Regions from separate parts of the Mus musculus genome. Here region 2 is linked to region 1. The links are chromatin loops, found by intact Hi-C in ENCODE. Cell type or tissue: left cerebral cortex. All regions are shown on one strand. Links, peaks and the distances in the headings refer to the core of each region. The heading gives the core; the rest is flanking DNA.

Region 1 (4,926 bases), core at 463-4,462:
TAAGTGCAGGCAACATTAATATTTATAAGAGATTCTTGTTAGTGTATAGATTTTTTTTGTTGAGATGAAAATGAAATCCGTTGCTTTGTGTGAGTGTGAAGCACTTTGTAAAGGGTTTGGCACTGACAGGGTTAACAATGCTGCAGCATAATTAGAAAGGTTACATTTTACCATTTATAGTTGCAGACAGAAAAATATAACTACAGTGCAAGGTTGCTATGGCAACTTGCTTCTCAATCAGGGTTTTTTTTTCTCCCCTAATTCTACCAATCCGCTAACTGGAAGTCAAAACCCATAAAAGAAGAGGTTGTAACAGAATAAGGGTGAGGTGATATGGGGGTGCACAGGAAGTAGTTCTTTTCTCCTTTCGACAGGTATGTGTCCATGGTCTCATTTCTATCCCACGTTTATTTTCTTCCTTGTGTTTGAAAATGATTCCAGAAGAAAACATACTGGTTTTATTAGTACTGGAAATAGAGACAGTAGCTTCGTTGTTCTTCTCTCTGGCTAGCATTTATGAATATTTATACTGTCTCTTAAGCAAGCCCTGTAATATGGCTTAACAAATTGCTTGCTTTGCTTTCTAACACGGCTTCACTTGTGTGGCTCAGGCTGGCCTTGAACATGTGGGCCTCCTGCATCCTCCTCCCGTGTTTGGATTGAGCAACAGTCCCTGGCTAGCAAGGTTCATGCATGAATCTTAGATGAGATCTAACCACTAGATCTCAAAGTCCTCAAGATACATCGAAGCACTTGAATTCCTTAAGATGTATTGGTTGGCTCAGAAGGTAGCTCTGTGACCCCTCTCCATCAGTGACACATGGGTAGTCTATGTTTCCTGTAGGGCACCTGTCACCTGTTCTCTCATTGGCTCCAGTCTGGCAAATGCTAACACCCTTGCAAAGGAATTATATGACAGTAAAACGGGGTGGAGAAACTTAAAAAATAAACAAAACTATAAAGATATGATTAGTGATAGATGGCTTTTGAGTCTCCTGAAGTAGAGATTGGACCTGACACCAGTGTATCTCTGGAGTCTACCCAAGTGCTTTCATACACATAGACAGAGATCAACAGCTGTGCTGGAATGAGACAGACAGAAGGAAAGTAGGGTGGGAGGGAGATATCTAGTCAGTCCTCAAACTCTAAGCACATAGAACAAGGCTCAGTTAACTACAAAGTCACATGGCGGTAACAAGCTGAGGAAATGAATTGTTTTACACACAGTAGGGATCAGAATCAAGGATGGACATGTCTATTAATAAATAACTATGGATACATTTGCTCGATGCTGCAAAGGATTACAAGATGACTCCACGTATTTAATGAATAGGCTATAGCAGCTGTTTAAAGGTAAGGCACTGTTAGTTGCCCAGTAAGGATTATTAATTTTTCTGAATACAGAATTCAGAAAAAAAAAAAAACCCTTTGGGCAGCATTCCATACCCATCCCTTCTTATCTGATCGTCTCCACAGTAACTTCATTCTAAATATGTCACATTTGATGTCCATCCCTAAGTCAGGATCCCTCAGCCTCTTACCCCGCTCCTCCCTGATCCCAACCCACATCCAAGCATTTATTATTGTTTGAGCATCGCCTCCACAAACATGTCCTTCAAGTATCCCAGAACCAACCTGCTCAATGCTAAACATAGTAGCAGCGTCTTTGGTCCTACTGCGCATGCCCTGAGCAATCATTTGACACTGCGTGATTACATCATATTCAAATACAAATACAAAATACTTCTCTTCTTCCAAGATCTGTCCCCCAAGTCCACATTACAAGCTTCCCGCGCGTAACAGATCTCCCACAGGATATGGACGTTCTGTGTGTGACTCCTTGTATTGCCGGTACACTGGTTATTTATGCCTGAGGTTGCCACATTTAGCTATCATAAAGAACTCTGAGCTGCAGTGGCCCCTTGGAGTTCTGGGACAGGAATTTCCCACCACACTCCCAAAAGCCATCTCCCGGACACATAAGCTCCCTTTAAGACCCTTCGCCTCCCAGGAGTCCCCTTCCCTTTTCCCCTGTGAGTGTGGCTCACGTGCAATTAGTGTGGCCTTTGGAGACTCTCACTGCTCTGAACAGGCGAACCCTGCAAAGCACCAAACTAAGATTAGTGTGCTACTGCCACCTAGTGGCGACTTTTCCCTGGCCCACGCTAATCTCAAACACTACCCTAATGATGGGGTAAGAGAAGGAAGACACAGAGGTCAGTGATAGAACTTGTCAGTGAGGGTGGCAGTAACTGTTGGTATGGCTATGACTCGAAAGAATAGTTTTGTTGTAAAAGGTAGCACGGAACCCTCCTTTAAGACTGGATGCCCAGAGTGTGGGTCAATGAATGCTCCCGTTGGTTACAAGAATGGGCGCTTCCGGGATTTCCAGGCCTAGGACATGGCAGAACTAAACTGTCTGGCATAAATAGTGTGGGAATTTTCTGAAAGGATGAAAAATGAGGTGTAGAAACAAGGAGTATGAGGCTGCTGAGCGGAGCATCCGTGGGGATGTCCTGTAAGAAATTCCAGTCAGTGACAAACACCTGACCTGTAGAGAGTAGAATAAGCAACAGATTAAGTTACTGAACCAAACAAGGGGGATCCATGATGGATGAAGGGCAAGCAACTCCGAGTCGTCCTGCCAAAAGCCTGGCTCATTTTTCTAGGGTAATGTAAAACCATTGTAATTGTTACTTGGGGAGGTGAGCTGGTCTGATTACTAGTATTTCTATAGATATAACCTTGTCACTTACATAGAGGAGTAAAGGGCGGATGTAAGAGTGAGAGACTATAAAGAGATCTCCTACTGATAATCCAGAAAGAAAAAAAAATGATTCAGGATGATATAAATATTAGGAGGCGACTGGATTCAAAATGAATTTAGAAGGCTGGGGGCCAGGTCCACTTATGGACCAGGTACTCGTAGTTAAGTAGGAAACTGTGGGGACCCTCCAAGTTCTATCCTGGTAAACTGAAGCTGTCAACACAAGCTAGAATCCCCTGAGAAGAAAATCTCAAGGAGGGATTTTCTCCATTGAATTGGCCAGTAGGCATATCTTCTGGAAACTGTCTTAACTAAGTTAATTTATGGAGGAAGTCCCAGCCCACTGTGGGTGGCACCATCCCCTAGATAAGGAATCCCGAGCTATATAAAGGTGGAGAAGTCAAGACAAGCACAAGCAAGTCCCTGGCCTTCACCATAGACAAGGTATGACTAGTTGTTGGAAGTTTCTGCCTTGACTTCTCCGTGATGGTGGACTGTAACCTGGAATTGTAAGATGAAATAAAACTCCTTCTCCCCTCAGTTGATTTTTGTCAAGGTTATGTTATCACAGCAACAGAAAGAAACTAGAAGGTGTACTAGGGTGTCAAATGGCTGGGAATGGTGATGGTGTTAACTAAGGTGAAAGGGGAGGACTCAGTAAATCACAAATATCATGAGCTGTGTTTCTAATTGTTCTGAGACATTTAAGCAAAAGTGTCAAGCAAGCAGGTGACTATCCAGTGAAAACCAGAGAGTTCTGGAGGAGCAAGTGATCTTTGGCATCCTGGCCTTGCACCCCTGCTGAAGGCAGGAGCACAGAGCACTGTGAAGAGAGAGGAGATGGCTTTGGGCTTTAGGTACACTGATACATAATGATTGAGTCATGAAGAAGAAAGGCAACTAAAAGAGAATTATTTAAAATAAAATCCTGAGAGGCTCTGCTAGAGCCTGACAAATACAGAGGCAGATGTTCGCAGCCAACCATTGGACTGAGCACAGTGGAGGAGTTAGAGAAAGGACTGAAGGAGCTGAAGGGGTTTGCAACCCATAGGAAGAACAACAATATAACCAACCAGATCCCCCAGAGCTCCGAAGGACTAAACCACCAACCAAACAGTACACATGGAGGGACTCATGGCTCTAGCCACATATGCAGCAGATGATGGCCTTGTCAGGCATCAATGGGAGGAGAGGCCCTTGGTGCTGTGAAGGCTCAATGCCCCAGTGTACAGGAATGCCAGGGTAGGGAGCCTGGAGTGGGTGGATTGGTGGGTGGGGAACACTCTCATAGAAGCAGGGGGGGTTCCGAAGGGGAAACCAGGAAAGGCGATAACATTTGAAGTGTAAATAAATAAAATATCCAATAAAAGAAAACTAAAAAAAAAAAAAGGAAGAAAAAAAGAAAAGAAAAGTCTAGAAACATGTGTCGGGGAGTGGTTAGCACAGTCTTGAAGCAGTAGTTGTAGCTGTTCATTGTGAAAGTGCTAGTCTGAAGGACCTGCTGGGCCATCAGGGCGTTATCACCAAAGCCATCAGTGACCTTAGGGAGAGCTGTTCCCAAGAGCTGAAGATAATGCAAACCAGTCAAATGCAGATGGAAACCATTGGCAGGATGAAGAGAAAGAGTGCCAACTGAACGGATTTGGACGATCTGCCCAGAAACTGTCAAAGATGATATTTTTAAGATGAAAGATTTGAATAAAGAGAAAACAGTAAGGCTTGATCCCGGGGCAGAACAGACAGGTGAACGCAATAAAGAATAGCTAATAAAGCTACCTTTTTTTATTCAGTCTTGATAAAAAAAAATGAAAGGAAAATATTTGTGCTGATGGCATCAGATAAAACTTCAGAGAATATAAACCTGCTGACATATCTTGATAATTCAAAACATTAGGCCAGTTACTTATGTTTCAAAACAGCATTTACTATCCAGTGAGCAGAGCGCTGACCTGACCAAGAGCAACCTCAGAAATCAGTTAGAAGGGGGAAATGGGTTTGCTTAAGCAACGCTTACATGCTGTGCCCTATTGTCACGAATTCAATTTGTCTCTTTAATATTTATCCCAAATGAAAAGCCTTCCTGGCCAGCGGTGGTGGTGCACGCCTTTAATCCCAGTACTTGGGAGGCAGAGACAGGCAGATTTCTGACTTCGAGGCCA
Region 2 (4,926 bases), core at 393-4,392, 490 kb before region 1:
GGACATTAGGGGTGAGTTAAAGAAATTGATAACTAAAATTTAAAAAAAAAAAAAAAAAAGGCCGACATGGAGTATAAAGAGAATACAGGTTCACTGACCTGGAGCAACTCTGAACTTTGCTCCTATAGACAAAGGCAGGAGAGGATTTTTGTCAGGGATTTCCACAATAAATGTTTTCCGAAGCAGTTTATCGGCTGATCAGAAATTCCAAATTGAAAAATGCATTCTGATGGGATGCTTCATTAGGAAACTCCTAGGTGAGCAAACCTAATGGCTAGCATGGATATCCATATCTACCCAAAAGCTCTGAAGTGGGCAGGGCTCCCAGCTCCCCATTAGATTTCAGGCTAAGTCAGATCCCAGCCCATGTGAAGAGCTCAGACCTAGTACTCCACACACTGAGTTCCTACTTTGCTCCACATCAGTGGGTTCTGCATGAGACCCCTGGGTTTTAGAGTTGCTGATGTCAAAGCGAATGGACAGTGAGGAGAACGGTTCTACCTCCACATTTTTCAGCACTAGTGAGACTCAAGGAGAAAGGAAGGGTACCAATCATCGGGTCTCACCTGTCATCAGGTCCCACACTACATCCAGAACAGAGAAGGGTGCCAGTGGAAAACTCTGTAGCTCTAAATGAAGCATGGGATTAGCAGTATAGCTAATATTCTTTGACCAGTGTGCCATTTTACGTGACAAGAGAAATCTGGATAAAGAAGCATTTATGGGACTGTCTCATATCCTTTGACACTGTTCTCTGAGTCTGTAATGACTTAAAGGGAAAGAACAGAGACAGCGTTTTTAGCTGCTGGGTCGTCATTAGGACAAGCATATTATAAGATCTAAAGTGATGCTATCACTCAGTACCACATGCTCTGTCGCCACAGACAGAAACAATAAGAGCAACAGCTGATATGGCCGCAAATGTAAAAGACAGCGGGTCCATTCATTTTGGCCTCATCCTTCAGTATCGTATAGAAGATGGTCTCATCCTGCTTGCCTGGGAAAAATGAGTTCTGTTGTAATCACAATTAATTACTGTGTAACTCATCCTGTATTTGGCTTGCTCATTTTTAGTTCATTTGTAGATAGTTTACTCACAGGATACAAGAATATACAAGTGGCCCTATATGCAACTATATGCAAATATAGGTTCGGTGTTTATAATGTTCACATTCAACTAGGGAAATAAAACCATGTTGTTCGTTAAGAAACTTCAAGTGTAAGATTGAAGAGGCTTCCTATTAAACTTCATAGTTACTGCGATCTGCTTCAGTCTGCTAACTGTTTTGAGCCTGGGCTCCTTTGCTAACAAATAGAATTGGTACCAGCATCTTGGTGCTTGCTGTGTATTGTGCAATGTTGAAATAAAGTAATTTAGGCATGTTCCTGAGAGCAAGCATAGTCATGGGGATCCCAGTTGGTCTTACAAAGGATATTGTTCAAGACATACTATGTGTGTGTTCTAAACAGCACAATACCGTTGAAACATTGAGTTGCTGCATGAAATAAATCAGATAAATGTTAAACTAGGTGAATAAAAGTGCAGAGCCTTTGAAATACAAAATTCTTTGTTTTTTTTTTCATGGTATTTATTTCAATCTTGAAGTATTCTGTAAAGATGTTCAATGAGAATGGCACAATAAATTACTTAGCTGTATAAATCCATTACTGGGACCACAACGGGACCAGTTTGCAACAATGGAGAATTGAGAGTTGGTAGATAATATTTTTCTAAATGAGTGATACTGCCAGTATTCCTCGTGGGACATCATAAAGAGTGTGCCTGACTTTCTGTATGGATGGACAACCTGAACTTTGTAAGTCAGGATTTCCTGAACTAGGACCTTTGGAGGAGTCTCTAGCCTCCAGTGACAGCATCACACTATGTAACAGGCTGTCAGACACCATAACGTCACTCCCTAAAGTGTCACCTCTATGGACTGTAACAATGGTGCGGCCCGGAGCATTTCAGAGCACCCTTGGGCCGCTCAAGACTCACACTGGGGAAAACGTGGAGATGTCAGCTTTAGAGGGCTGTCTATCCCTCCATCTGGATTCTGTACTCAGAGTTCACAGTCTCGCTGCGCGGCGCACGATTCAGCTTGATCAATTCTGCCATCTAGTGGACACCTTGCACTCCCGCTATGCGATCTTTCAGGTTTTCTCTGATCTAATTGAGGGGCAGGTATTGATGCTCAAACCCTGGAGTGCTGGTTGGTAGTGGGTGGGGAAAAGGAGAAGGGAGATTGTAAGCCTCTCATAAGAAAAGTCATTATTGGATATAAATAAAAAAAATGGGAAGGAGCAGTTCCTGGGGCCTTACCTCCAGAAAGTCAAGCAGTGGGAGCCATGCTGGGCTGTGTGGCTTCAGATCAGCAGAGAGAGCAGCAGGCGCAGGACCACCTGTTAAGTGAAAATCCAAAAATCTTCAAAGACCTTCCAGAGCCAAAATCCTATGATGAAAATCCCCCTGGGTTTCAACCATCTTTGAAGGCAGCTCCTTGTTAGCTGTGCCCCCTCCCTTTTCTGAGAGCTGAGTGTGCTCTGCCCCAACCCCAGACTCTAAGTTGATTTTATTTTTTAAGAAAAAGGTTATTTGTGCTCCTGCAAAGACCCAAGGAAGACATATGATTTCTAATGTAACGTCCCCCTCTTTGCAAGCTGTGATACTAAGTCACCTTATACCGTACATGAGGATACTGTATTAAACTAACAAAAATATCTTATAATTCAAATTGCTTCATTCTTTGTCAGAGAAACAATATATAGGGTTTGGAAGTGGGGTGTTGAGTGCAAAAACTGTTATTCCCATAATTTCCTTGTCTCTTCCCATGATTGCCAAAGTACGTCTAGAGTAATGAGCAGAAAGAAAAGCAGAAATGGAAGGCTCAGGTGAAGATCAAAATTAAGACTTGTTACAAATAAAAAACAAAATTAGAATTGTCTACAACGTTCTAGATGAGCCCCTAATACTCGGAGGAATGCGCACACTTGCCCTGCTTTTCAACAGAGACCAACCTGAAAAGTTTCCCGAAAGTCAGTATACAAAATGCAGAAAATAAGAACCTTCATCACACATAGTTTCCTATAAAATGTGTTATTTGTTAAATTTTAATGAGCTGGAAGAAAGTATAAAGTAGAAAATAATCCCGTTTCCGCATGCGGTGGGCTTGTGCATGCTCACACACATTTACATCATTAAAACCTTTTGATTTTCTCGTCCTTGAGTCAGTTCTTATTTTGCGCTTTCTTTCCTTATGTTTACCATTGCCTCCGGTAACTTGCAAGTTTATTAAAAGCATACCTTTTATCGCTTTTTAAAAAATGGTTCAAAATACAAAACATACTGTCTTGAAGTATGTATACATTGAATAACTAAGTAAGTTGATTTGTGCCTTGTCTCGGATCCTTATGGTGAGGATATGTGTAATCTCAAATTTAAAGCATGAAGTACTTAGCTTTTAAGTACCCTTTTCAATGTTAATGATAGACCTTCTGAACTTAATGCCCTGCCTACTTGAAATTTGTGGGCTTGGGTTTTTTGTTTGGTTGGTTGGTTGTTGTTTTGACTAACCTCTCCTGTCCCGTGCCAACCTCTCATGAGCTCTCACGGTTTATGCTTTATTTATTATACGTACCCTCTGAAGAGGTCTGATGCATGCTATATGCTATATGATTGAAGAGTTCCTAGATTTGTCCTCACAGAATCCTCCAGAGATCTTACTGGCTGAGACTCCGATATTCCTTTCATTCATTTCTATTTGTGAATCCTACACAGTAGGCATAAATTCAGACTTGAAGTCCTGATTTCTCTTGGGAGGGTTATTGATTTATCTGGAGATAAGGTCTCGTACCTTTTCCCAGGGCTGTCCTTTAAGAAAGACGCAGATCCTCTAGGCTCCCAACTGTACTGTAGGGCAGGCTATATGCCTTTCCTCTTCTTCCTGAGCCTATATTTGATTGTCAATGTCTCTGTAGTCAAAGCTCTGTGTTGTGGGTCTATGCTCTGCCTGTGGTCATAGCCCCTGACTCTCTGTACCTAGGAAGTTTCCTGTTTCTAATTTGTCTTCCTGGTCTGTCCTAGAATAATATGATGTTTTACACAGTGCCTCCTGTATGAGAGTAGGACTGTTTTTCATGGTGTTCAGTCTGCTCTGTTGCTGGAATTCTGTTCACCAGTACTTCACATGGTTGACCTCGAGTTCCCTCTTCTTTGACCCAGTGATGCTACCAATTAGAGAAAGAAAGAAAAAAAAAAGTCCTGTCCTGTCATTCAAACCCTTCAAAGCATGGAAAGTTGGTCCCTGAGTCCTGTTCCATCTGCCCTTCTACTTAAGAAAACGCTCACAGCCATCTGTTTCCAACATGTCCAATATTGTGGTGCTGTGGGCATTGCTCTTTGATATCAACCAAAAAAAACATTATTCTATGAAAATACCAAAATATACAAGTCACAAACTTAGTTTTTTTTTTATCAAGAGAGTTATACACTGTGCAATGGTAGAATTTAATAATAAAACCTATGAACTGGATAGTATAGATATTTATTAAGCTATGGAATATCCAAATAACTGTAATTTAGATATGGAACCACTGCAGAGGCCATTTTGTTGTAGGCAACCACACAAATAAGGGAGCCTAAAAATTCAAGAAAAAGACCCTAGCCAAGGTCTCTGGAGACTGAGAGGACAAAGAAAAAAAAGTGGCTGCAGGTCACTAAGTCTAATGTTCAGACTTAGACAGGGGCTAAAATATGTCAGAAAAGTTCCTTCCAATCCCACTAACTACAGAAGTCATTGTGGACCATTGGCTGCATGAGGTAATGCTTTTAATTTTGTGATACATTTGTCTTCTCTTATGTTGCAGTTATTTAAAATAGTTCCATAATTGCTTTTCAAAATTTCAAAATAATCAGTAGAATTAGAA

The links. Peaks named below come from ENCODE experiments on the same cell type or tissue, not always from the same donor. Only the 100,000 strongest peaks of a DNase experiment are listed, where the experiment ranks them.
Region 2: it touches region 1 in a loop (2.6-fold over the local background); 8 of 42 quality-filtered maps call a loop at or near these places.

What each region holds. Positions count from the first base shown.
Region 1 is chr14:103,547,867-103,552,792 of GRCm38, reverse strand. All of the region lies in intron 8 of Scel (sciellin), which reads right to left. Among named protein-coding and RNA genes, the nearest start is that of Scel, 37 kb to the right of the region's middle. In left cerebral cortex, for the core only: a CTCF peak has its summit at 2,140 (motif pointing left); DNase peaks (open chromatin) are centred at 595, 1,863, 2,129 and 4,405; H3K4me3 peaks cover 354 bases; H3K27ac peaks cover 1,101 bases.
Region 2 is chr14:104,036,238-104,041,163 of GRCm38, reverse strand. Gm41238 (a long non-coding RNA gene) reads right to left here. Exons shown (of 3, transcript XR_874926.1): 2 at 2,324-2,403; 3 at 1,557-2,210. Among named protein-coding and RNA genes, the nearest start is that of Gm41237, 3.8 kb to the right of the region's middle. In left cerebral cortex, for the core only: a CTCF peak has its summit at 2,138 (motif pointing left); a DNase peak (open chromatin) is centred at 2,096.